Regions from separate parts of the Homo sapiens genome. Here region 2 is linked to region 1. A link is an interaction called in ENCODE POLR2A ChIA-PET data of the cell type or tissue named here. Cell type or tissue: GM12878. All regions are shown on one strand. Each heading gives the region's core, and the rest is flanking DNA. Links, peaks and the distances in the headings are about the cores only. Region 1 overlaps ST3GAL2 (ST3 beta-galactoside alpha-2,3-sialyltransferase 2). Region 2 has its middle 52 kb from the start of SNORD111.

Evidence for each region. Peaks named below come from ENCODE experiments on the same cell type or tissue, not always from the same donor. Only the 100,000 strongest peaks of a DNase experiment are listed, where the experiment ranks them.
Region 2: POLR2A ChIA-PET joins it to region 1 with 5 read pairs; 3 of 35 experiments call an interaction of 5 or more read pairs at or near these places.

What each region holds. Positions count from the first base shown.
Region 1 is chr16:70,426,762-70,435,086 of GRCh38, forward strand. The region is part of intron 1 of ST3GAL2 (ST3 beta-galactoside alpha-2,3-sialyltransferase 2); the gene reads right to left. It overlaps LOC124903707 (a long non-coding RNA gene), which reads left to right. Exons shown (of 3, transcript XR_007065103.1): 3 at 112-149. Among named protein-coding and RNA genes, the nearest start is that of ST3GAL2, 8.2 kb to the right of the region's middle. RefSeq lists enhancers at 1,107-1,798, 1,376-1,635, 1,799-2,488, 2,606-2,695, 3,873-4,564 and 2 more. In GM12878, for the core only: no CTCF peak of the experiment used is centred there; DNase peaks (open chromatin) are centred at 1,500, 3,260, 4,180, 4,730 and 2 weaker places; H3K4me3 peaks cover 6,018 bases; H3K27ac peaks cover 7,087 bases.
Region 2 is chr16:70,586,093-70,594,417 of GRCh38, forward strand. It overlaps a transcript of IL34 not described here. Among named protein-coding and RNA genes, the nearest start is that of SNORD111, 52 kb to the left of the region's middle. In GM12878, for the core only: no CTCF peak of the experiment used is centred there; no DNase peak of the experiment used is centred there.

The DNA.
Region 1 (8,325 bases), core at 246-8,245:
GGCCTCCCAAAGTGTTGGAATTATAGGCGTGAGCCACCGCGCCTGGCCCAAAAGTGTATTTCAACCTTTAAGAATTATCTCTGGATTTTCTCTCTTTCTTTTTTGACAAAGGGTCTCGCTCTGTCGCTCAGGCTGGAGTGCAGTGGCGCAAAAATGGTTCACTGCAGTCTTGACCTCCCAGGCTCCAGCAATCCTCCCACCTCAGCCTCCCGAGTAGCCGGGACCACAGGTATGTACCACCATTCCCAGCTACTTTTTAAAATACTTTTTACCGACATGGTCTCCCTATGTTTCCCAGGCTGGTCTCGAACTCCTGGGCTTAGGCAATCCTCTTACCTCAGCATCCCAAAGTGCTGAGATTACAGACACAAGCCACCATACCTGAGCATCTCTGGCTTTTCAAATGGTGACAGTCACGCCCCTGAACACCAGACCCATCTATCCCACTAATTTCTGGATGCTATCCTTTAGACAGTATACCTTAGTAGAGGTATCCAAAAAGTATCTCAAACTCAACTTGCCCCAAACCAAACCCATGCATAATCCAAGCCCCTCAAGCCCCTCAAACCCAGTCTTCTTTTTTTTTTTTTTTTTTGAGACTGAATCTCACTCTGTCGCCCAGGCTGGAGTGCAGTGGTGCGATCTCGGCTCACTGCAACCTCCACCTCCTGGGTTCAAGCCATTCTCCTGCCTCAGCCTCCCAAGTAGCTGGGACTACAGGCCCCCGCCACCATGCCTGGCTAATTTTTGTATTTTTAGTAGAGATGGGGTTTCACCGTGTTAGCCAGGATGGTCTCGATCTCCTGACCTCGTGATCCGCCCGCCTCAGCCTCCCAAAGTGCTGGGATTACAGGCGTGAGCCACTGCGCCTGGCCAAACCCAGTATTCTTTCTGTATTCCCAATTTCTGGGAAAGGAACCCCCATCCATCTAAGCCTGAAATGTAAGAGTCATATGTGAGCCCTCCTTCCTCAACCTCTCACAGCCAATCTATTACAAATCTCAACTAATTTTTACCACTGAAATGTCTCTCAGATCTATTTCTCGCTCTGTCTACAACCATCACTCCATCCAAGGAAATGTCATTCTTCACCTCCAGCAGTCCTAACCACTTAAGCCCCAGATCTACTAAACGGACCCCCTTCAACTCCTTCTTCATAGGGTAGCCAAAGTGGTCTTCACATAAGCAAATCTCATTAGATCCCCATCTCTAATTCCTCTCATCACAACAGCCAGACCTCCCAATGCTCTGGGGTAAAGGCGGAACTCCCCAAAGGCCCCAGGTCTGGCTGGCTGGGCTGCAGGATAACCCTGACACCAAAATGGAACGGAAAGGTCTGGAAGTCACTGCTCTGTCCACAGCCCTGGCACCACTCCTGGGGAGGCTTCAAACTCCTGAGTCAGGCTCAGAATGAGCTCAGTCTTGCCAGGTTTGTCCCCTCCCCCAGTGCACAGCTGACCGCAGATGGGAAAGGGAGCTGGTGGCCAGGCAGGGGAAACCCAGCTGGGCCGAAGCCAGGGGCTGTGTATTTCAGGAGGAGGTGACAGAGCGGCAGCAGCACCAACTCAACTGTCAGTATCTGTGGGGCCAGCTAAGAGAAGGCAGCTATCTGGGATTACAAAACTCAAGGAGTCTATCTCTTCCCTCTTATCAGACTGACCTTTGGCAGCCTTGCAGCCTGTGAACAAACTGCCATTAACAACCCCTCCCCCGCTTCCTGTAAGCACAATTCTTTGTGACCAGCCCAGGACAGCCAGAGGCTGCCAGAAAGCCTGCCCCTTCCTCCCTGCTAGGGTGGGGCTTGGGGCCCATCTCTCCCCAGACCCCTCTATCCTATCCCTCCCTCTTGGACACAATCCAGGAAACCTTATGCTCTGCTCAAACTGGACTTCTCAAGGTCCCCACACGTCCCCTGCCTTCTCAGTTCAGGCCTTTGTATCTTGGTATGTGTGGCCTTTTCCTCACTACCTTCCTCCTCTTCTCTACAGTGAGATCCTACCCAGCCCCTTCCAAGCGGGTTCTCAACTCCTCACAGATCTGCCACGTGGCTGTGCGGCTGACCCAGCGCCTCCCAGATCAGTCTGATTCCACCTCCCACCCTGGCTTTGGGGAAAAACCTGGCTAGAGCAGAGCACAGGATGTAAAAGGGTGGGGGAGAACTTGGCAAATAAAAAAATGGGAATCCTATTAACAGTCACCCCAGGGCCTAAATGGTGGCCAGAGTAAGAAGGGAGGAAAGAGACCAGATGGAGTTTTCTGCCTGAATCCAGGACAGAGCAGGAGTTGGAAGTGGGGGTGAGGAACTACTGGATGCAGGGGAACTGAGCACAGCCCCCTCAGCTGCAGGAGCCTGAGTTGTCCAGGGAGATGCCAGAGCAGGCTGGCTGCTGCTTAACGCATCCAAACAGGTTAGGAGAAAGTTCAAGCCAATTCCCACAGACATCTGGCCCTTATGATGGCCTCCTGGGCCCCCAGTACTACCTCCCCACTCAGGCTGTGGCGGGCTTCTGTCAATCAGGTTGACCAGATGGCTGAAGAATGAATCCCTGAGGCCGGGTAAGGTGGCTCAAGCCTGTAATCCCAGCACTTTGGGAGGCTGAGGTGGGCAGATCACGAGGTCAGGAGATCGAGACCATCCTGGCTAACACGGTGAAACACCGTCTCTACTAAAAATACAAAAAATTAGCCGGGCGTAGTGGCAGATGCCTGTAGTCCCAGCTAGCAGGCTGAGGCAGGAGAATGGCATGAACCCGGGAGGCGGAGCTTGCAGTGAGCCGAGATCGCGCCACTGCACTCCAGCCTGGGCAACAGAGCAAGACTCTGTCTCAAAAAAAAAAAAAAAAAAAAGAGTGAATCCCTGAGCAGGGCTTTAAATTCTTTTTTTTTTTTTTTTTTTTGAGACAGAGTTTCGCTCTTATTGCCCAGGCTGGAGTGAAATGGGGTGATCACGGCTCACTGTAACCTCCACCTCCCAGGTTCAAGTGATTCTCCTGCCTCAGCCTCCCCAGTAGCTGGGATTACAGGCGCCCTCCACCACACCCGGCTAATTTTTTGTATTGTTAGTAGAGATAGGGTTTTGCCATATTGGCCAGGCTGGTCTTGAACTCCTGACCTCAGGTGATCTGCCCGCCTTGGCCTCCCAGGCTTAGAGAGGGGTAATGACTTGCCCCGGGTCACACAGCACCAAAACCCTGTGGGTAGCTAAGGCAGCAAGAATCCTATATGCATTCAACCAGACCAAGCCCTAGACTGTGAAAATCAGCTGCACCCTCATGCCCCCTGAGAATAACAAGCTGCTTTCCCTTGAGGACAGCCAAACAGACCTGCCCTGATGCTCCTGGGCCCTCGGCCAGCCCAGGCCTCCACCTGGGCCTCTGGGCTGCCAACAGAGGGCCAGCAGGCCTCACTTTGTCTGCACAGCATTAGTGGCAGGGTATGCCCAGGGATCCAGGCTGGGCAGGAACTGCCAGGACTGGCAGCATGGGTGGAAGACAATGCCCTCTAAAATACCTCAGCCAGGTCTGAAGGGGCTGAGGTATGCAGACAGCTGGGCACTGCCACTTGAGATGAAAACTCACACTCATTCTAGAAGCCTACCCACTGTTGCTTTAAGGACAAGAGTAAATTGCTTTTCAGGCACTGAGGAAAATCCTTCATCAAACAGCCACCACTGTGATCTTGGGCTGCACCTCCTTGACACAAACTATTGACCTGCTTCCCATGCCACAGCCTCTTCCCGTCTAAGGAAGTACCAGTGTTGGCCCCCTTCACGAGGGGAGCCTGAATGGGATCCCCATTCCTCTCCTCACCATCTCCTCCTACCCATGGACCTGGGGTCTCCCCTGAGCCATGCTGGAGGCCCCAGAAACCAGCCAAACACTAAACAGGCCTGGATCCAGGGAAATACTAAGCCCTTTGGGACAGGAAGGAGCAGAGAGAGGGCCAGGCCCCAGAAACTCCCTTGTGGTCTGGCAACCCGAACCCAGGACTCACACTGCTCCCTAGAGCACCCAAGAGAGGTGGGAACCGAGGAGGCCGGGGTTCTCTCCTCTCCCTTTACTTTCCCACACAGCCTCATTCCCTTTGGTTGCTGCCATCTTTTCTTGTGTAGCCTAGGGACTCCACACAGGCCCACAGAAACTTTCACTTCCCCCTGAAACTCAGGTTCCAATTCACTGCCTGCATCAAATCGCTGGTGCTTTGTGTTTAACTGAACTTGGGTAGGAACAAAGGTTGGGGAAACCTGACTTACAGGGCAGGGGAGATTCCATATTCTACTAATGTCCCTTGCAAACAAAAAGGAAGCCTGCAAAGAAGACAGGAAGGAGGGGGCGTGGGGGAGGCAGGCAGCAGGGGGTGGAGAGGTGGGGGTGGCAGGGCGGGGCAATCTCCTGACGTGTGCCTCTCCTCATCTTCCCCTCTTCACTGTCAGCCCTAGTCCCTCTAAGTTCCCTTTAGCCACACAAATATCTTGTTGATTTTTCCACACCAAAGTAGTTCCCTGTAGACCAATTAGCTATTAACATTTGTTGCCAATTTTCTCCCTCCAAAGGCTGCTGACCTGCTGAGGCTGGGGGGCTGCTGCCTGCCCGCAGGGCTAGGACTGCTCAGTCAAGAGAGAAAAGACAGAGCAGGTCCTTGGGTCATGCCGCAACACCTCAGGGTCCCCTCTCTGCCCCTGGGCCCCGCAATGCCACCTCCCAGGAGGACGGGCCCCTTCACCTAGAAACCAATAGCATCAGAAAGAAGAAGCTGGGTTGTTTTCAACATCTGATACCAGAACTATGTGTGTTGTGTTAATTATCACCAACATGCAAATAAAATTTAGCCAGGTGGGAGGATCACTTGAAGCCAGGAGTTCAAGACCAGCCTGGGAAACACAGCAAAACTCCCATCTCTTTAAAAAAAAAAAAAAAAATTGGCCAGGTGCAGTGGCTCACCTCTGTAATCCCAGCACTTTGGGAGGCCGAGGCGGGCAGATCACGAGGTCATGAGATCGAGACCATCCTGGCTAATACAGTGAAACCCCGTCTCTACTAAAAATACAAGAAAATTAGCCAGGCGTGGTGGCGGGTGCCTGTAGTCCCAGCTACTCGGGAGGCTGAGGCAGGAGAATGGCATGAACCCAGGAGGCAGAGCTTGCAGTGAGCCGAGATGGCGCCACTGCACTCCAGCCTGGGCAACAGAGCGAGACTCCGTCTTAAAAAAAATATATATATATATATTTTTTTTTAACTTAGCTGGGCACAAAGTAGTGTACACCTGTAGTTGCTGCAGCTACTCAGGAAGCTGAGGTGGAAGGACCACTTGAGCCCAAGAGTTCAAGGCTGCAGTGAACTATGACAGCACCACTGTATTCCAGCCTGGGTGACACAGCGAGGCCCCATTTAGCATGATTGGTAAAATTTTTAAAAATTACATTTTTTCCTCTAGATTTACCTTGGCCCTTGTTCACCTTATTGTACATGGTAGTATCCACTGCATTAATAGTTGGTAAAACAGCAAACATATTTGAATTGAGGGAAAGTCCTCTTCACTCCAGGAAGATGACCTGCTCTAAGAATCTGCAGGGATAAGGCACCCTTCAGCATAGCTCCTCCTGCCTCCACCCAAGACAACTCTGTTCCCTCCCTCCCACCCATTTCTGCAGCAGGAAACCACCAGGGCTCAGCTAGAAAGCTAGGATTGCCCAAAGCCCAGCCTGTGCCCTGGAACCCTACAAGGTCCACAACGGCAACATGGAAGCCTGACAATATGTTGTAACTACAACAATGATTTATAAATAGCAACAAGAAGTACGCTAAAATGGCTGGTTAGGGACATAGGCAGGGGTCCCTGATGAGCATGGCATAACTGGAGGAAAAAGCCTGATTTCCCCCAGATAGCAGGCAAAGTTCAGACCCCCCTTCTTGCGACATGTCACTTGGAGATGTCTACCCTAATAGCTGAATGAGGACTTATCATTAACAAGCACTCTGAGCAGAGAGGAAGGAAAACTCGGTCTCAGAAAGCAGGGCCAGGCCCTTTAGTTGGTAAGGACTCAGGTGTGTGGGACGGAAGCTGGGACACAGGAACTGAAAGCACAGAAGGGGAAGGAGGAGAAGCCCATCCCGGGCTGCATGTGGAAACAGAAGAGATGCAAAAGCACCCAGCTGGCAGAGAGCCCCAGCTGTGTCCACCACATAGAGAGCCTCTGGGGCTCGGCGGCCCCACCGCCTCAGGGCAAGGCTCCCAACCTCAGGAAGCTCACCAGGATTCCGGGTGTGCGGTCAGCATAAGCACACAGCTCCTCCAAAGCGAGGCCACATCACCTTCTCCTAAACTCTTCCTCCTCCTGACTGCCCCATTTCAGTAAAGGAACCAGCTCTCATCACCAGGCACTGAAACTCCAAGCCCCAGCCCATCAGTGTCTGCTCTGAAGACAGCTACTTTTGCAAGCTCTCTAGACTCCGTCCCCTCTTTTCCACTTCTACTGCCAAGTGCCGGCCTGCATACCTCAATTGGACTCTATCTAGTTCTCCATCTCCTCCCTCCCTCCTCTCCCTGTCCCCTTATGACCCAGCCATACCCTGCTGCCAGTTTGCCCTCGGTCTGCTCAGAAACTAGTCAGACTAAAGCCCCCTGCTTCACCACCTGTCAGTTCAAGTCCTTATCCAGCACCTGTCTGGACAGATTTTTTGCAGTGTGTATTTTCTCTCCTTCTGGAGAGTTTTGCTTTTGGATGCAGGGTTGCGAGGGAACTGCCCAACATGCCACCAGCCCTTCCCTGGCCAAGGAAGGGAACAAGGGAACACGGCCCAGGCTGGGCCAACCAGACACTTCCTCCCTCAGATATGAATCCCAAGCAGTGATGACAAAATGAGTGAGCACAGCTGGAGCAGATGCATCCTGGCAACAGCGGTTCCCTGAAGAGACTGGCCTTTGGTTCCTGCTGCACCCACTCCAAGACCCTGGAGGGGACCTGGGTCCTGAGTCATCACTCTGATTTTATAGTTCCCACAGCTTTCCAAGGAAATGCTTTCCTGCCAAAGGCAGCCAAGTTGCTGCTTGCAACCAAATAGGATTCCTTACTACTTTCTAAATAAATCCCCTATGCTCTAGAAAAAAGGGACAACTCCCTAAATGTGCCTTGTGATAGCCTTTCTTTGTACCTGTTGGCCTGCACACCCCCTCCAGCCCACAGGCACTGCTTGGAAACCTACCCTTAGAGGCCCATCCCAAATGCCTTTTCTGAGCTCCCTATGGGGATGACTTCGACCTCCTTTAACTGGCCACATTTCCACTGTAGATCTATTGGTGGACTCGTCTTATCCCCCTCCCAGGAACAGCAACTTGGACATTACTGTCTCCTCCACAACACTCAGCACAGTTCTCAGCTCAAAAAGACTCAGACTTGGCCAGGCACAGTGTCTCACACCTATAGTCCCAGCAGTTTGGGAGGCCGAGGCAGGCGGATCACGAGGTCAGGAGTTCGAGACCAGCCTGGCCAACATGGCAAAACCCCGTCTCTAGTAACAATACAAAAATTAGCTGGCTGTGGTGGTGCGTGCCTGTAATCCCAGCTACTCGGGAGGCTGAGGCATGAGAGTCGCTTGAACCCAGGAGTCAGAGGTTGCAGTGAGCCGAGATCACACCACTGTACTCCAGCCTGGCAACAGAACGAGACTCCATCTCAAAAACAAAAAAAAAAAAATTCAGACTTTTGGGGGCAGACAACCCCAAAGGACAATTAAGGTTTGTTGAGCACATCAAGGAGCAGGAACTAAGAGCAGGGGCTGTGCATCAGAAAGACATGAGTTTCAACCCCAGATCCTCCTGCTGTCTGTTTGGGCACATCTGGTAAGTTCTGTAAGTCTCAGTTCTTCATCTACAAAGCAGCGGCAACAACACCCACCTTGCAGTGCTGCTGTGAGGATTCACTAACACCTGAGAGCATCTAGCACCATGCCTGGCTGGCAGCAAGCACTCAATGAACAGCAGCCATAATTCAGGCTATTAGCAGCAACTGGTTTAGCAGCCACTCCGTTGGCACTGGAATCAGGAGTCCCAGGGCCACTGTGTGACCCACAGTGTATCTCTGGGTTCCTCAGTAACCCTACCTGGGTCTGTATCTGCCTTATAAATGTTCCACTGACCTGTAAAACAACAGTTGGAAAATGCTTTGCAAAGCACAATGTAAGTGATGCCTCCTGCATTTCTAAATTTCAAAGACTCCCAGGTATCCTGTCCAGTGTGCAGCCATGGCAGGACTTTACTTGGCAGGCACCCCAACCCACTTGGTTGGGGAAACAGGCACAGGCCAGACGAGGGCCCGGTTCAGCAATT
Region 2 (8,325 bases), core at 92-8,091, 160 kb after region 1:
AAGTGCTGGGATTACAGGCATGAGCCACCGCCCCCAGCCCTGGCCTCCTTGTTTTTAAGACTGAATGAAACCCTATTGTATGTATATACACCATATTTTGTTTATCTATTTACCTGTCAACAGATACTTGGGTTGCTTCCATCTCTTAGCTATTGCGAATAACGCTTCTACAAACATGGGTGTACAAAAATCCCTTCAAGGCCTGGCCTGGTGGCTCACATCTGTAATCCAGCACTTTGGGAAGCCAAGACGGATCACTTGAGTCCAGGAGTTGGAGATCAGCCTGGGCAACATGGAAAGACTTCGTCTATACAAAAGATAACTGGTGGTGTGTGTGCCTGTAGTTCCAGCTACTTGGGAGGCTGAGGTGGGAGGATTGCTTGAGCCCTGGAGGTTGAGGCTGCAGTGAGCTGTGTTCGCGCCACTGCACTCCAGCCTGGGTGACAGAGCAAGACCCAGCCTCAAACCAAACCAAACAAAAACAAATGTGTTACCACTCAGAGGAGCCTTAGTCCTAAGGCTCTGCCAACCCCTCCCGTGGTGAGGGGCAGAGTGGCGTGGGGTAGATGTGGGGTAGAGAGAAATGGCAGGCACCGTCCTGGACCTGTCCTCCAGCCTGGCATTGCACATCTGCTGCTCACTGAACGCTCACAGCTCCTTGCAAGGTGCAACTGAGTCTCCCCCATTTTACAGATGAAGAAATCGAGGTACAGGGAAGTCTCCCAGCTTGCCCACGGTCACGCAGGCGGGAGGTGGCAGTGATGAGATGTGACCCCAGATGGGCTGTGCCCTGATTCACCTGTGGCGGCCACCTGGTTTGGTCACCTTGCTGGAGGGCCCCCTGCTTTCCTGCAAGATAATCCAAGATGTTGCGGGCTCATTTGGGGGCTGCCGAGCTAGCCCTGGGGCCCTGCTCCTGCCTGCGTGAGATGGAGGCCCCTCCCAGAATGCTAGCTAGTGTCAGGGTCAAGTAGGTCAGGGGGATCCAGGGGCTGGGGTTAGTCTTGCAACTCTCAGGGGTGGTCTCCTTTGGAGTCACTGCCTCCTCCCTAGCCAGGCCCTGGGTGGAGATCAATGCTGGAGGCCCTAGGGTGGCCACTGAGCCACCCTAGTGACACAGCGAGGATTTGTGGGGATGGGGGCTGCTGAGAGCACCACACAGCCGCAGACAGCGCTGAGTTTTGCTTTTTTTTTTGAGACAGAGTCTCACTCTGTTGCCCAGGCTGGAGTGCAGTGGCACAATCTGAGCTCACTGCAAGCTCCGCCTCCCGGGTTCACGCCATTCTCCTGCCTCAGCCTCCCGAGTAGCTGGGACTACAGACGCCCGCCACCACGCCCAGCTAATTTTTTATATTTTTTTAGTAGAGACGGGGTTTCACCGTTTTAGCCAGGATGATCTTGATCTTCTGACCTCATGATCCGCCCGCCTCGGCGTCCCAAAGGGCTGGGATTACAGGTGTGAGCCACCGCGCCCCGCTGACAGTGCTGAGTTTGAATCCCAGCTCTGCCACCTGCCGCCTATAGGACCTTGGCAGAGTCACCATGCCTCTCCAGTCCTACTTTCCTAAGCTTAAAATGGGGAAAAATACACAATCTGCCTACAATACACTACCCCACACCCTTCAGGATGGCTGCTATCAAAAAAAAAAAGAAAGAAAGAAAATAGCCGGGCGCAGCGGCTCATGCCTGTAATCTCAGCACTTTGGGAGGCCGAGGCGAGCAGATCACTTGAGGCCAAGAGTTTGAGACCAGCCTGGCAAACAGGGTGAGATCCTGGCTCCACTAAAAATACAAAAATTAGCGGGCTGTGGTGGCACACGCCTGTAGTCCCAGTTACTCAGGAGGCTGAGGAATGAGAATCACTTGAACCCAGGAGGCGGAGGTCTCAGTGAGCAGAGGTCGCGCCACTGCACTCTAGCCTGGGTGACAGAGTGAGACCCTGTCTCAGAAACAAACAGAAAACAATATGTGTTGGTGGGATGTGGAGGAACTGGCACCTTGAGCACAGTTGGTGGGGATGTTAACTGGTGCAGCTGCTGTGGAAACTAGTTTAACTGGTGCAGCTGCTGTGGAAACTAGTTTAGTGGTTCCTGAAAAAATTAACAAGTAGAGGCCGGGTGCGGTGGCTCATGCGTGTAATCCCAGCACTTTGGGAGGCTGAGGTGGGTGGATCACCTGAAGGTCAGGAGTTCAAGACCCAAGACCAGCCTGGCCAACATGGCAAAACCCCATATCTACTAAAAATACAAAAATTAGCCAGGCGTGGTGGCACATGTCTGTAATCCCAGTTACTCGGGAGGCTGAGGCAGGAGAATCACTTGAACCTGGGAGGTGGAGGTTGCATTGAGCTGAGATCACGCCATTTCACTCCAAGCCTGGGCAACAAGAGTGAAACTTCATTTCAAAAAAAAAAAACATTAAAAATAGAATCACCATACAATCCAGCAATCCCACTTCTGGATATATACCAAAAAGAACTAAAAGCAGAGTCTCAAAGAGATATTTGCCCACCCATGTTCATAGCAGCATCAATCGTAGCTAAAAGGTAAAAGCAATTCAAGTGTTCATCAACAGATGAATGGAAAAACAAAATGTGCCGTAAATATACACAATGTGGTATGATTCAGCCTTACAAAGGAAGGGAATTCTGACACATGCTACAACGTGAATGAACTTTGAGGAAATCAAGTGAAATTAGCCAGGCACAAAAGATAAATACTGTATGATTCTACTTATGTAACGGAGCCAGAGTAGCCAGGTTCATAGAAACAGAAAGTACAATGTTTCTATGGTGGTTGCCAGGGGCTGGGGGTGGGGAAGGAGGAATGGATATAAAGTTTTGGTTTTATAAGATGAAAAGTTCTGGAAATGGATGGTGGTGATGGTAACACAATAATATAAATGTATTTAATGCCACTGGGAAAAAAATGCTAGCTGAGAGCGGTGGCAAAAATGCTAGCTGAGCGTGGTGGCGGGCACCAGTAATCCCAGCTACTCAGGAGGCTGAGGCAGGAGAATCGCTTGAACCCGGGAGGTGGAGGTTGCAGTGAGCCAAGGTCACGCCATTGCACTCCAGTCTGGGGAACATAGTGAGACTCTGTCACACACACAAAAAATAATAATAAGAAAAGAAAAAAATGGTTAAAATGGTTAATTTTTTTTTAACTTTTGTTTTAGATTCGGGGGTACATGTGCAGGTTTGTTACACAGGCAAACTCATGGGGGTTTGTTGTATTTCATCACCCAGGAATTAAGCCCAGTACCCAATAGTTATCTTTTCTGTTCCTCTCCCTCCTCCCACCCTCCACCTTCAGATAGACCCCAGTGTCTGTTGTCCCCTCTATGTGTCCCTGAGTTCTCATCATTTAGCTCCCACTTATAAGTGAGAAAGTGCAGTATTTGGTTTTCTGCTCTGTGCTACTTTGCTGAGGATAATGGCCTCCAGCTCCATCCATGTTCCCATAAAAGACATGATCTCATTCTTTTTTATAGATGTGGTACATTTCACCTTATGTGTTTTTTTACCATGATTTTTTTTTTTTTTTTTGAGACAGAGTTTTGCTCTTGTTACCCAGGGTGGAGTCCAGTGGTATGACCTCAGTTCACCGCAACTTCAGCCTCCTGGGTTCAAGTGATTCTCTTGCCTCAGCCTCCCAAGTAGCTGGGATTACAGGTGCCCGCCACCACGCCCAGCTATTTTTTGTATTTTTAGTAGAGATGGGGTTTCACCATGTTGGCCAGGCTGGTCTTGAACTCCTGACCTCAAATGATCCGCCTGCCTCGGCCTCCCAGAGTGTTGGGATTACAGGCGTGAGCCACTGCACCCGGCCTTACCATGATTTTTAAAAACAAACGAAAAAATAGTAGATCCTTTACAGGGTTCGTGAGGACAGGATGAGGCAACGCATGTGAACTGTGTTATTAGCCTCAGGTCTGTGGGAATACAAGGCTTTCTGCCTTCGGGGAGGTGTTGCTGGAGAGATGGACAGACCCACCCAGGGGAGGGGCGTCTGTGTCCCTGTGGAAGTCATTACTCCATTCAGCAGAAGCTGCTCACGGCGGGAGAGGGCTGGGGTTCAGGGAATCCTTCCTGGAGCCGTGATGGGGCCCTGCTTGGGGGATTCCTAGCATGTGTGGGATGGGCAGATTCCAGACATTGGAAAGTCCCTGGCAGAAAAATCACTCCCACTAAGGGGCAGTTGTAGGGAAGAGATTTGGGCTCACGCTAGAGAACTCATGATCAGAGATGTCTGCATGAGGAACAGAGGCTGCTTTGTGGATTGGGGAGCTCCCCATTAGCGGAGGCAGGTAAGGAGGTGCCTGTGCGAGGTGGGGGTGGAGCCAAGGCTGTGTACCTCCGACGCTGTGCACCTCTCTGATGGGACCCAGTCCAGACAAAAATTGTATATAACAAACCCTTGTAAAGGTGGTGCTCGGGTCAGAGGGAGGGGGCAGCCGGGTGGGAAGGCTTGTCCCAGGTCTAGCCCAATAGTGCGGAAGTAGCTGGTGCTGTTTTCACTGGGCCAGGTGCTGTGTTAAGCTGAACAGGCTTGATCTCAAATCCTCACCATAGCCCTGTGCGGTAGGGGCTGTCAACACCTGGGAACCAAGGCTCAGAGGTTAAGTCACCTGCCCAAGGTTAGCCAGCAGCTGGCGTTGCTGGGATTCGAACCCAGGCAGTCCGGCTTGAGCCCTCCATCCTGGGTGGAAGTCTCCCAAACCCGTCCCCCCGCAAGCTGGCCTCTCCCTGCCCCCGCCCCTGGCAGTCAGTTCCTGGGGTCAGGGGTGCCCTGCCACCCCCACAGTACAGATGTAGCTGCTGTGCCCTCCCCGTCGTCAGTGCGCTGCCCCTCCCTCTGGCTGCCTTCACACTGTCAGCGCTGGCTGCTCTGTGCAGTCAGACCCGGCCCCGGCCCCAGCCTGCTCGGGTCTCCGGGGTCTCAGGACAGCACTGTGGGGACCATGCCAAGCGAGACTGGGAGAGCCAGGCTCCGTGTCACTCAGTGCCTTCCTTCTCCTGCCATTCAACGAGACACTCCTAATAACTCTCTTGCAGGCCTCTAAGTCTGTCCCATAGCTGTTGAGCTGATTTTGCCTTTTGTGCAACTGTGTTTTCCAACTCAGCTCTCTGGGTGCCAAGACCTTGTCCACATGATTCAATCTGTCCAACTCCAACCTGGCCCCTGATAGGCCATAAATACCATTCCTGATGGCAGTGATCCAGTGCCCTCCTTTGTCCCCAGAGCTGAGGCAGGATGACCACCACGCTTATAGCTAGGACAGAGGGTGACTCTGGCAGGGACAGCAGTTTATCCAGAATGACCCAGTTAGCCGGGCGTGGTGGCACGTACCTGTAGTCCCAGCTACTCAGGAGGCTGAGGTGGGAGGATCGCATGAACCCAGGAGGTCGAGGCTTCAGTTAGCCATGATCACACCATTGTACTCCAGCCTGAGTAGTGGAGTGAGATCCTGTCTCTTAAAAAAAAAAAAAAAAAAAGAATGGCCCTCACCGTCCTCCCACCCTGCCCCTGTTAGCTTGCCTGGCAGTCACCTTGTATGGAGGCACAGGGAGCTGTCATTTACCTCTGTGCCAGGCAGGGTGCTCAGCCCTATACAGGCACCATCTCCCCGGATTCTTACAGGGCCCAGCTGGTGACGTGCAGCTGATATTCCCATACTGCAGATGAGGAAACTGAGGATCAGAGAGGTTAAGTCATGCCTAGGAGCCTGGCTTCTCCCTTCCCCCTGCTGTTGCCCTGAGGCTCGGTGCTGGGGCTGGGCTGGGGCCAGGCTGGGGCCAACGGCAGTGGTGTTTGTGCTCCTTGCTGCTTGGAGGAGCAAAGTGCATTTGATCTTTCTCTTCTCACCACTGTCCTGGGTGGGGGCCCTGGTAGTACTAGGTAGTGATGAAGAAGCTGCTTAGGGTCTCCTCCAGGGTTCCACAGTGGGAAGGGGCATGGGGGCGGCGGGGAGGTGGTGGTCCTTCTACTCCCCCCACCACCTGCTCCAGGTTCATTCTTGTCTCTACCATACTGGGTCACTCCATAGCCCTCCTCCTGGCTTCCCAGGCCCCACTAAAGCCATACAATGCATAAAGGCCAGCAGACCTGCTGGCCCGGCTGAGGCTGGGCTGGGGCCAGGCACTTTCCAGTGTCTTGTCACAGGCAGGAAACCTTTGTTGGATGATGTCACTGGAGCGGGTGCCTCCTGTTCTACTCGCCCTCGTTCTTCTCCCCAGTGCACCCCACCCTGACCGCCTCCTGAGGTGTAATAGAAGGCCCCTCCTCTCTCTGCCCATGAGAATCAGGTAGCAACATAACTTTTGACTCTCATGCTGCTGTGGGTTCTGGGACCCTTAACCCAACCCTGGAAGGTGTGGCTGTAATCCCCAGAGGAGGAAGCTTGGCAGGCTCAGGGTTCTGAGACTTGAATCCTGGGCTGTCTGCCTGCAAAGCCTATACCAGTTGCTGAATAATTATTTTAAAAATAGCTTTTAAACTTCCTTAAAAAAAATCAGTAGACTTTTACAAAGCAGTTTTATTTATTTATTTATTGGTTTATTTTTTCTTTTTCTTTTTTTGAGATGGAGTCTCACTCTGTCGTCCAGGCTGGAGTACAGTGGCGCGATCTGGGCTCACTGCAGCCTCTGCCTCCTGGGTGCAAGCGATTCTCCTGCCTCAGCCTCCTGAGTAGCTGGGATTACAGGCACATGCCACCATGCCCAGCTAATTTTTGTATTTTTAGTAGAGACGGGGTTTCAGCATGTTGGTCAGGCTGGTCTTGAACTCCTGACTTAATGATCTGCCCGCCTCGGCCTCCCAAAGTACTGGGATTACAGGCGTGAGCCACCGTGCCGGCCCTATTTTTTAAATTTTTCTTAAAAACACAGTTTTATTCTTTTTCTTTTTTTAATAAATAGAGACGGGGTTTCACCATATTGGCCAGGCTGGTCTCGAACTGCTGGCCTCAGGCGATCCTCCTGTGTCAGCCCCCTAAAGTGCTGGGATTACAGGCATGAGCTACTGCGCCTGGCCCTATTGTCCATTTTTTAACTGGGTTGTTTGTTTTCTTATTGTTGAGTTTTAAGAGTTCTTTGTATATTTTAGATACAAGGTCTTTATCAATATGTCTTTTGCAAATATTTTATCATTTTTCCTAGCAATAGTGTCTTTTGCAGAGCAGAAGCTTTTAATTTTAATAAAGTCTAATGTCAATTTTTTATTTCAAGGATCGTGCTTTTGATATATAGAAAAACATCACCAAACCCAAGATCAGCTAGATTTTCTTCCTATGTTATCTTCTAGAAGTTTTATAGTTTTGCATTTTATGTTTAGGTTCAAGTTTCATTTTGAATAAATTTTTGTGAAAGGTCTAAGGTCTAAGGTCAGACCTTAGAATCAAGATTTCTTAGTACCTAGTTTGTTGTTGTTGTTGTTATTTTTTGAGACAGGATCTCACTCTGTTGTCAAGGCTGGAGTGCAGTGGCATGATTGTGGCTCATAGCAGTCTTGAACTCTGGGCTCAAGTGATCCTCCCACCTCAGCCTCCCGAGTAGCTGGGACTACAGGTGCATGCCACCATGCTGGGCTATTTTTTTTGTATTTTTTCTTTTTTTGTGGTGATGGGGTCTTGCTGTGTTGCCCAGCCTGATCTCAGACTCCTGCCCTCAAGCAATCCTCCTGCTTTAGCTTCTTGGAGCACTAGGATCAGAGGTGTGAGCTAGTGTACCTGGCAATATCTAGATTTTTTTCTTGCAGGTGGATGATCAATCATTCCAGCACCATTTGTTGGAAAGACTATCCTTTTTCCATTGAATTGCCTTTGCTCCTTTGTCAAAGATCAGTTGACTATATTTGTGTGAGTCTATTCTTGGTTCCCTATTGTTCCACTGATCTATTTGTCTGTTCTTTCACCAATACCACACTATCTTGATTGCTATAGCTTTAAGTAAGTCTTGAAGTCAGGGAGTGTCAGTTCTCTAATTCCATTCTTCTTTTTTGTGTTGTCCTTCTAGGTCTTTTGCTACTCTGTGTAAACTTTAGAATCAACTTGTAGATATTACAAAATAACTTTCTGGGATTTTTATTGTGTTGCATTGAATCTACAAAGTTGGGGAGAACAACCATCTTAACAATATTGAATCATCCTATCCATGAACATGGAATATCTCTCCATTTATTTAGATCTTTGCTTTCTTTCATCAGGGTTGTATAGTACTCCTCATACAGATCTTGTACATATTTTGTTAGATTTATAGTGAAGAATTTTATTTTTAGGGTGCTAATATAAATGGCATTGTGCTTTCAATTTCAAATAGGTAATATG